Linked DNA regions of Homo sapiens: region 2 is linked to region 1. Evidence: read pairs that join two places in POLR2A ChIA-PET (ENCODE). Cell type or tissue: PC-3. All regions are shown on one strand.

Region 1 (4,000 bases):
AGACATGGAACGAATCTGGGGAGCAAGAGGATTGAGGATCTGGGGCCACGGTCTCTGAGGGGACCAAGGAGACAGCCTCACAGAGGAGGAGAGTCTGGAGGGCTATATGGAGAGAGAGGAGAGCTGAAAACAAAGAGGAGGAAGAAGGGAAAGAAGAAGGCACATGGAAGAGAAGGAGGAAGAGGAAGGAAGGAAAAACAGGAGCGGGGCTTGTCTTCCTCTGAGTGGTAGTTCCTGGGATCTGTCCAATATACTCAGTCTCATTTTCCCAGTTTCTTTATGCCTCTTTTAAAAAGCCCAACTCCCGGTTTCTCTGAAATGACCAATGCTTGTCACTTTCTCAGATCAGCTGACTCTCCTGACAATCATCGGGGGCGGGCTGTATGGTGAGCATGTACACACATGCTCCAGGTCTCAGTGTTTTCTCCAGACAAATGAGCGTGTAGTCATTAGGGTTGATGCTTTCAGAGCCAGCAGTGTGGGTCTGTGTCCCAGCTCTACCACTTAGTAGCTGTGTGACATTGGGCAAGTTACTCAACCTTGCTGTGTTCCAGTTGCCTCATCTCTAAAAGACCATCTAGGGCTGAAAGGATTAACGGAGTTAATCCGTATAAAGCTCTCAGAACAGTGCTTGAAACATAAGCACACAGTAGAACTGGCAATCATCATTGCAGTGGTTAGGGGAGGTAAGATTACTACTACCAAAAGAACCATTTAATAAGAGTAAGTGAAGACTTTGCTCATGACCTCTAGAAGATTGCCAACTCTTGCAAAATCTGTCCTTTGTGATGAATATTTTGCTCCTCTTAGGAGGAGGTTTAATTCCTCTCTACTGGCCCTGGGCTCGGACATATTAACTGATGATGGTGAATTACTGCCTTGTGACACATCTTTGGAAAATAAATCTAAGAAAAACAGTTCTAGTTGTAAAAAAAAAAACCTCTTTGTAATCTAGAAAATCCTTTTTCTACATAAATAGATCTAGGACTCGGTAAGTGATCTTCCCTGTGACCAAAACATTTTCCTCTGTCTTTACCATTCTTCCTTCCCTCTGGTCTCAAAAAAGCAGCATCTCTCTTCCTCCCAAGTACCTTCCCCCAACTATTTAGTACCTTGGATCTTATCCAGCTTGCTCAGTAATTATCTCCTCTATCCTCAATCAATCAATTGCGCTCTCTCGCTGTCTCTCTCTCTTTCTAGAAAGGCTCACAGTTTGAGTATGTTTAGCTCCCAAGGCACTGCTGTCCCAGGATGGATATTGGGCAGCTCAGCTACATGGACAGATGGACAGATCAATGGGTAAGCAGATAGGTGAATAAATGAACAATTATTAAACATTCAGTAAACAAACAGACTGGCATATCTTTAAAATGGGTGGGCTGCCTTGGTGTGATTCCTGTAGACCAGTGGTTCTTATCTGAAGGGAATTTTGCTCCCTAGAGGGCACTGCACAACGGCTGAAGATATTTGTGGTTGTCACAACTGGGGTCAGGGGGCTGCTCCTGGCATCCAGTCAGCAGAAGCCAGGGATGCTGGTAAACAGCCTACAGTGCCCAGGTCAGCCCCCATGATAAAGAATAATCTGGTTCAAAATGTCCATAGAGTTTTCAAAGGTGGCTCTTAGGAAACAGGTAGGTGTTTTCAGGGTAAGTGAAGGAGCATAGGAGTCATTTTATACTTGAAAATATGTGCCTTGAAAGCAAACATACAAAAAACAAAAACAAAGCAGAGAAAGAAGCCTGTGCCTAAAAAAATGAGGGCACAGGTACTTGTGGGTAACCTACACGTCCATCCTTGAAGGGGAAAGAAGAGGGAAAGGCAGATGCAGTCCTCTGAGTACCGAGGAGGACAAAGCATTGCAAAAGACCCTAAACATTTTCCAAGAGAAAAATACAATGAGCATAAACCTCATCTTTGGAAAATCTTACGGCCAGGTGCAGGCTGCTTTTTCTGGACAAGCTCCCTAGCCTCTAAGGTATGTGTCTACTCAGCTGCCTTTGCCCATTTCCTCCAGTGACCCCACTCCAGTGTCCTCAGCCCCTGCTCTCTGGGACGTCCACGCCCCCATTCCAGGGGCAGGCTCTGAGCCTCGCCTCTGCTGTGCCCGTGGGAGGGCTGGGACAGTCACAGGGCCTAACTGGACACCTCCAGAGACTGACGATGCTCTGGGGACACCTCATTCATTAGCACGAGCTATTCATTTCCTTTACCTCGAGAGGAAGGTGAGTCAACACACACTCAAGACCAACTCCAAACACCAGCTGCCCAGGGCCTGGCTCTTTCCTGCAGCAGGAAGATTGATTCCACCTGGGACTAAATGCCTGCTTTGCTTAAGTGCCCTTTTCAGTTAAGTTGTGAAAAACGGAAATAAGAGTCATCTGCAGTATGAGTGAGCACTGCAGATGCCGAAAGCCATCGGAATCTCCTGCCAGCTTCCCAGGTAGCGGGCGTCCTAGCAGGCTTCAGAACAGGCCACTGTCAAGAGCACACCAGCCAGTGCTGGGGACAAGGAATATCTCTCCCCGTCTACCACCTTCAAAAGTCAGTGAAGGGACAGTGGTGAGCTCAGGCAGGGTTTCGGGGCAGGCAGTCCCTGCAACGTAGGGTTGCCGAGGGAGGCCAGCGCAGTGGCTGAGAGAGGAAAGTTTCACCCAAATCCACAGCTCACATCGGGAGAGTACCTGGTTATTTTCTGAAGAAACCCGACCGCGGGAGGCTCAAGGCTGGACTTGCCACTTCTAGTACTCTAAACCCAGCCTCCATTTCTTTCCTCCAGCTAGACTTCCCTGAAGAAGAGGGAGCTGTGTATACTGAGCCTTTCTTTATGATTTAAACCAATTTGCTGCTAGTTATAGCTATCCACGGCGCACAATGTGTTTTTCCTGTCACTTACTGCAGGCAGAGAATCATGTGAGTGTGTTCTCAGCTTTGCCAACAGCAAAAATCATTTTGAAGAAGGCATCCTTTTTCCATGAGTAGAATTATTCCCTATACCTCCTCACCCCCTCCCTGTCATGAATAAACAGTCATTTTAGCGTCAGCAAACCTCACTCCAAAAACAGGCAAAGCAAAACAAAAAACAAAAACAATAAAGCTTTAATGCTCCAAAATCCATAATCCCCCTCCAAATGTCACTGAGTGAAAGCACTCAAGACCCTTCTAAGCACATTAGCAAGCCAAACCAGCCCATTCCCAGCTATTAGGCTATTTTGAAACAAACCCAAATTATTGGGTGGAATTGCAGGCCCGGCCTAATTCCTCCATTTAAGTTTCTCAGGAAACTATCCCTGTGATCGGAAACCCTGGCTACCCTTTGAGATGAACAAAGGAGGCAGACACTGTTGATGAAACATTAATGACCAATTTGCAAATGTTCTCGGACCCTGTTAGTTCATCGAGGGGCCATCAAGGCGGCATCCACTCATCTCTCACTTTATTCTTTCAATTATTTAGCATCCATTAAGTGCCCACGGTGGTAAGCGAAGCTCCCAGGGACCTTTCACCCCAACACTTCCCCTCTAACAGCGTCATTCACCTGGTGGCCCTCCCAGCTGCACGGGCAACTCAACCTTTGCCTTGAGGCAGGAAGCTCATTTAGAAATCAGTCTGTTGGTATCCCTCGCATTACATATCCAAGTGCTGGGGACACATGGCAACGAGCAGAATGTATAGAAGCTCGAGGAAGTGTTTTGAGCTGTCAGAGTGCATTGGAAGAAAATGCACCTGAAAATATGATCCCTGTGGCACTCCAATCTGTGAACTCCTCAGACCCACTTTATCTGGACTTAACTCATTAATTGGGGCGTGTATTAAAGATGTATAGGTGCCACAATGGCCCAAGCATGGCCTCAGTAGGAAGACAGGGATACAGTAACAGCTGCAGGGAGGGCTGAACAAGGCTGCAGACTCACAGAGCCAAGTCCTGACCACATGGAGACCGCGGAATGCACTTTCTTCAGTTACCCGAAACCCGCTAGCGTGGCATTTTATTTAAACAGAA
Region 2 (4,000 bases), 1.2 Mb before region 1:
GTCCTGGTTCCCAGATTTGCCCTTCCTCCCACCTGTTGAGCTAGGATGTCTGGGCGAACCAGTTTTGATAGAGGAAGAGGCTTGTTCAACTCTTCGCCATCAAAGAGTATTCTTGGAACCAAAGTGACAACTTTATTACAATGTGGTTTGGAGAAAGATCGTGTCCAAAATGGTTGTTGAAAGGTTCAAATATAATTTTTGTGATGCTGGCCCCCAAGAGGCACAGGTAGTTTGCTGTGTGCTCTGCAGGCCTGACATCAAGGCCCTGACTAATGGCTCTATGACCCTGGGCAAGTCAGTTAGGTGGGTTTTGGCATCTCACTTTTTATACTTACAAAATGGGGATAGTCTAGGAACATTCTGAGAATGTGTACAGAAATGAGATGGTGGCTGTAAAAACACTAGGCTCCTGGAGGAAATGTTCAGACCTCCAGGATGTTGATTGTTAAAGGCGTTTAGTCATTGGTGTGGCAATGGCCAGGACTCTCTGTGTGTGTATTTAATGATTAGCTATTTAGCCTAGAATCTGTGTCTAGTTTATTTCCATAAAAATACATTGTACTTGCTTTTAGATAGACTGTCTTCTCTTTTGTTGGTATAGAGAACAGTATGTTCAGAAACTTCAGGGTAATGAAATTTCCCAAACAAGAGTGGGTCCAACCAACTTTTTCTTCTTTTAGTTAATTTTTAATGTACTTGGGAAGGCTACGCATTTTTAACTAAAAATTAGTACTGTGTATGAGAAGTGTCTATCATCTCGAAAACTCTTTGAATCCTTTTATTTTCCTTTTTTTTTGAGATGAAGTCTTGCTCTGTCACCCAGGCTGGAGTGCAGTGATGTGATCTCGGCTCACTGCAACCTCCTGGGTTAAAGTGATTCTCCTGTCTTAGCCTCCTGAGTAGCTGGGATTACAGGCATGCACCACCAGGCCCAGCTAATTTTTGTATTTTTTAGTAGAGGTTTAGTAGAGGGGTTTCACCATGTTGGCCAGGCTGGTCTCGAACTCCTGACCTCAGGTGATCCTCCTGCCTTGGCCTCCTAAAAGTGCTAGGATTATAGGCATGAGCCACCGTGCCCGGCCTCATCTTCCATCTTGAAATGCATGTTCTTATGAGGAGTGAGGTTTTCTTATACCCCCTATGCTTTCTTTATTGGGCAGTGTCCCTTTTGAGGAGTGCAGGTCTTGCTTCAACTTGAAGAAGACAGAATTGCTTCCTCTGTCTTGATGAGCTTGTTTTCTGCCCAGGCTTCCTCACACTACAGCTGGTCTGAATTTTTTTCCCCTTCTATGGTGCCTTTTTTGACCTCAAGAAATACTGAAGTTCAGACTGAAGTTACCTGTAGTGGAAATACCTGGACTTTTCCGATTGTTTGGGATGTTTCTCAGGCTGGCTCCCATGTGTGCCTTGCAGCCCTGAAAGATACTCTCAGCTCAGAGAGACAGCCTTGTTACAGGGTTTCTCTTTCTGTATGCTGGATTTCCTTCCGATTTCTCGCTACCATTTTGAAGAATGGCACGGAAGGTAGAGAGACAACCACCTTCAAATGTGATCTCTGTGCCCAACGCAAGAAAGATGGAAGCTACTCATTCGAAGTGGCAGATGCCAAATGCAAATTATAGTTCTTGGCTGAGAGAAGAGTTAACCTTAACTGGTTTTTTTTTTTTTTTTGATCCTAAAGTCCAATGGGCAGATTTCCTAAAGGAAAGCTAAGTGCCTTTAATCTATCTTTGGATGAAGCATATTCAACAAACTCTCCTGTAGAAAGGCCTTTAGTTTGTATTCGATTTTTTAAAAGTACACAGAGTGGTGCAACATATATGAATACTCTGCAGTATAAGGTTTATAGATTCAGATGAAAGGGTACCTAAACTTTTACATGCTTGTGGACAATGTGAAATTGTCCCTAAGGAGTCTGTGCTGAGTCACACTCCTGTTTCCCCACATCCTTGCCAACGGTTGACATTATCATTCTTTTACATTTTTACCAATTCAATGGAGAAAAAACGGCATCTCATTTTAATTTTTTTGATTGCTAGTGAGGTTAAGCATCTTTTTATATATTTATCAGCCATTTGTGTTTTTTCTTTGCAATGTATATATTTACTATTTGTATTTTTAAAATTGGTTTGTTTAATCTTTAATATGTACTGATTGTAATTATTCATTATCTTTTTTTTTCATCATATACTTGACTCCTGTGAACTATGCTTTGGAAGTAAATGATGAAGGAGGAATGAAGAATAATGCAGTAAGGAAGACCATAGCATTTTGGGGTAGAAAGAAGGTTGTGGAGATAATTTTGTGCAAATGCCTTATTTTATGGATGAGAAACTAAAGCTTTGAGAGGCAAAAGATGTCTCATAGCTGGCTAGCAGCAGTTCTGAAAGTTGGTTCTAGTGCAGGCATTTTTTTCTCTGATGCTATTCCTCATGAAAGTGTTTATGGGGAGTGTCACTGGTTATTCTTTTCTGGGTACTGTGTCTTCTTCATCAGTATAACAGCTAGCAATGTACATCTGTCTGCAAGGGGAAGAGGGAAGCTTTCCCAGTCACATGGGAATGGCCCTTGAGGTCTGTTACTGGGCATAAAGTGAAGTACCATTTCTTAGACATATTAAGTGAGTGAAAATCAGTAGGTTTTGCAGGAAAAGGGGTATCGTATGTTGATGAAAGAAAGAGATTTTCTTTTTTCTTTCTTTTTTTTTTTTTTTGAGATGGAGTCTTTGCTCTGTGACCCAGAGCTGGAGTGCGGTGGTGCAGTCTCGGCTCACTGCAACCTCTGCCTTCTGGGTTCAAGTAATTCTCCTGCCTCAGCCTCCCGAGTAGCTGGGATTACAGGCGCCCACTACTATGCCTGGCTAATGTTTGTATTTTTAGTAGAGAGGGGGTTTTACCATGTTTGCCAGGCTGGTCTTAAACTCCTGACCTCAAGTGATCCACCCTCCTTGGCCTCCCAAAGTGCTGGGATTACAGATGTGAGCCACCACGCCCAGCTCGGATTCTTATTTTTAAAAAGGGGAGGGGGCTGCTAATTGGCTCACTGCTCACTTGTGAAGCTTACAGCGGCTGTACATTTTCTGTTTTCCAATCCTTTCAGAATTGACAGCAAAGTATCAGTAGATATCAACTAATTCAGAAATCTCTTCTTCTTCTTCTTTTTTTTTTTTTTTTGAGATGGAGTTTCACTCTGTGCAATGACGTCATCTTGGCTTACCACAACCTCTGCCTCCCGAGTTCAAGCGATTCTCCTGCCTCAGCCTCCAGAGTAGCTGGGATTACAGGCATGCACCACCACGCCCGACTAATTTTGCATTTTTAGCAGAGATGGGGTTTCTCCATGTTGGTCAGGCTGGTCTTGAACTCCCGACCTCAGGTGATCTGCCTGCCTTGACCTCCCAAAGTGCTGGGATTACAGGCATGAGCCACGGTGCCCGGCCCAGAAATCCCTTTTTATAATACTTAAAAAAACACTCCACATGATCTAAGGATGTGCTTTCAGATATGCAAAGTATTTGGCTTGCAAAGAAGATTGAGTGTGAACCTTCTTTGGGAGGAAAAAATATGTGATGTGAATTCATTGGTCAAATTAAAACAAAATTGTGTGGTGTGTGTGTAAAAGGAATTAAAAAAAAAAAAAGCAGAAATGGTGGGGTGAAGAGGCCGTCTTCAAGTCAGGTTAGAGACCAAAGCAGAGGGGTGCCCAGGTTCAGGAGCTGAGCACACAGATAACGTGCTTTCTCAGAGCTGGAAGCAAAGGTGGGCTTGTTACAGGCAGAGAGACGCTGGCGATGTTTCTCTGCTGCACACAGGGTGGGAAGTAGAAGTGCATGAGTTATCTTGGTGCTCACACAATATCAGAAGGAAGGGAGGTGAGATGGGAGAGGACAGGAATGTCCCTGGGCCTGTCAGCTGTACTGGCCAGTGTGGCCTGAGGCTGAGCTTCCCACACACAGTGGACAGGAATTTGGAAAAGTGGAAGAGAGTTATTATCTAAATTG

Evidence for each region. Peaks named below come from ENCODE experiments on the same cell type or tissue, not always from the same donor. Only the 100,000 strongest peaks of a DNase experiment are listed, where the experiment ranks them.
Region 2: POLR2A ChIA-PET joins it to region 1 with 5 read pairs; 1 of 35 experiments calls an interaction of 5 or more read pairs at or near these places.

The regions. Positions count from the first base shown.
Region 1 is chr6:5,727,459-5,731,458 of GRCh38, reverse strand. The region is part of intron 6 of FARS2 (phenylalanyl-tRNA synthetase 2, mitochondrial); the gene reads right to left. Among named protein-coding and RNA genes, the nearest start is that of FARS2-AS1, 270 kb to the right of the region's middle. RefSeq lists an enhancer at 2,722-2,851. In PC-3, a CTCF peak has its summit at 1,447 (motif pointing right); a DNase peak (open chromatin) is centred at 2,258; H3K27ac peaks cover 1,154 bases.
Region 2 is chr6:6,962,792-6,966,791 of GRCh38, reverse strand. No RefSeq gene overlaps it. Among named protein-coding and RNA genes, the nearest start is that of LINC03055, 79 kb to the right of the region's middle. In PC-3, no CTCF peak of the experiment used is centred here; no DNase peak of the experiment used is centred here; H3K27ac peaks cover 1,401 bases.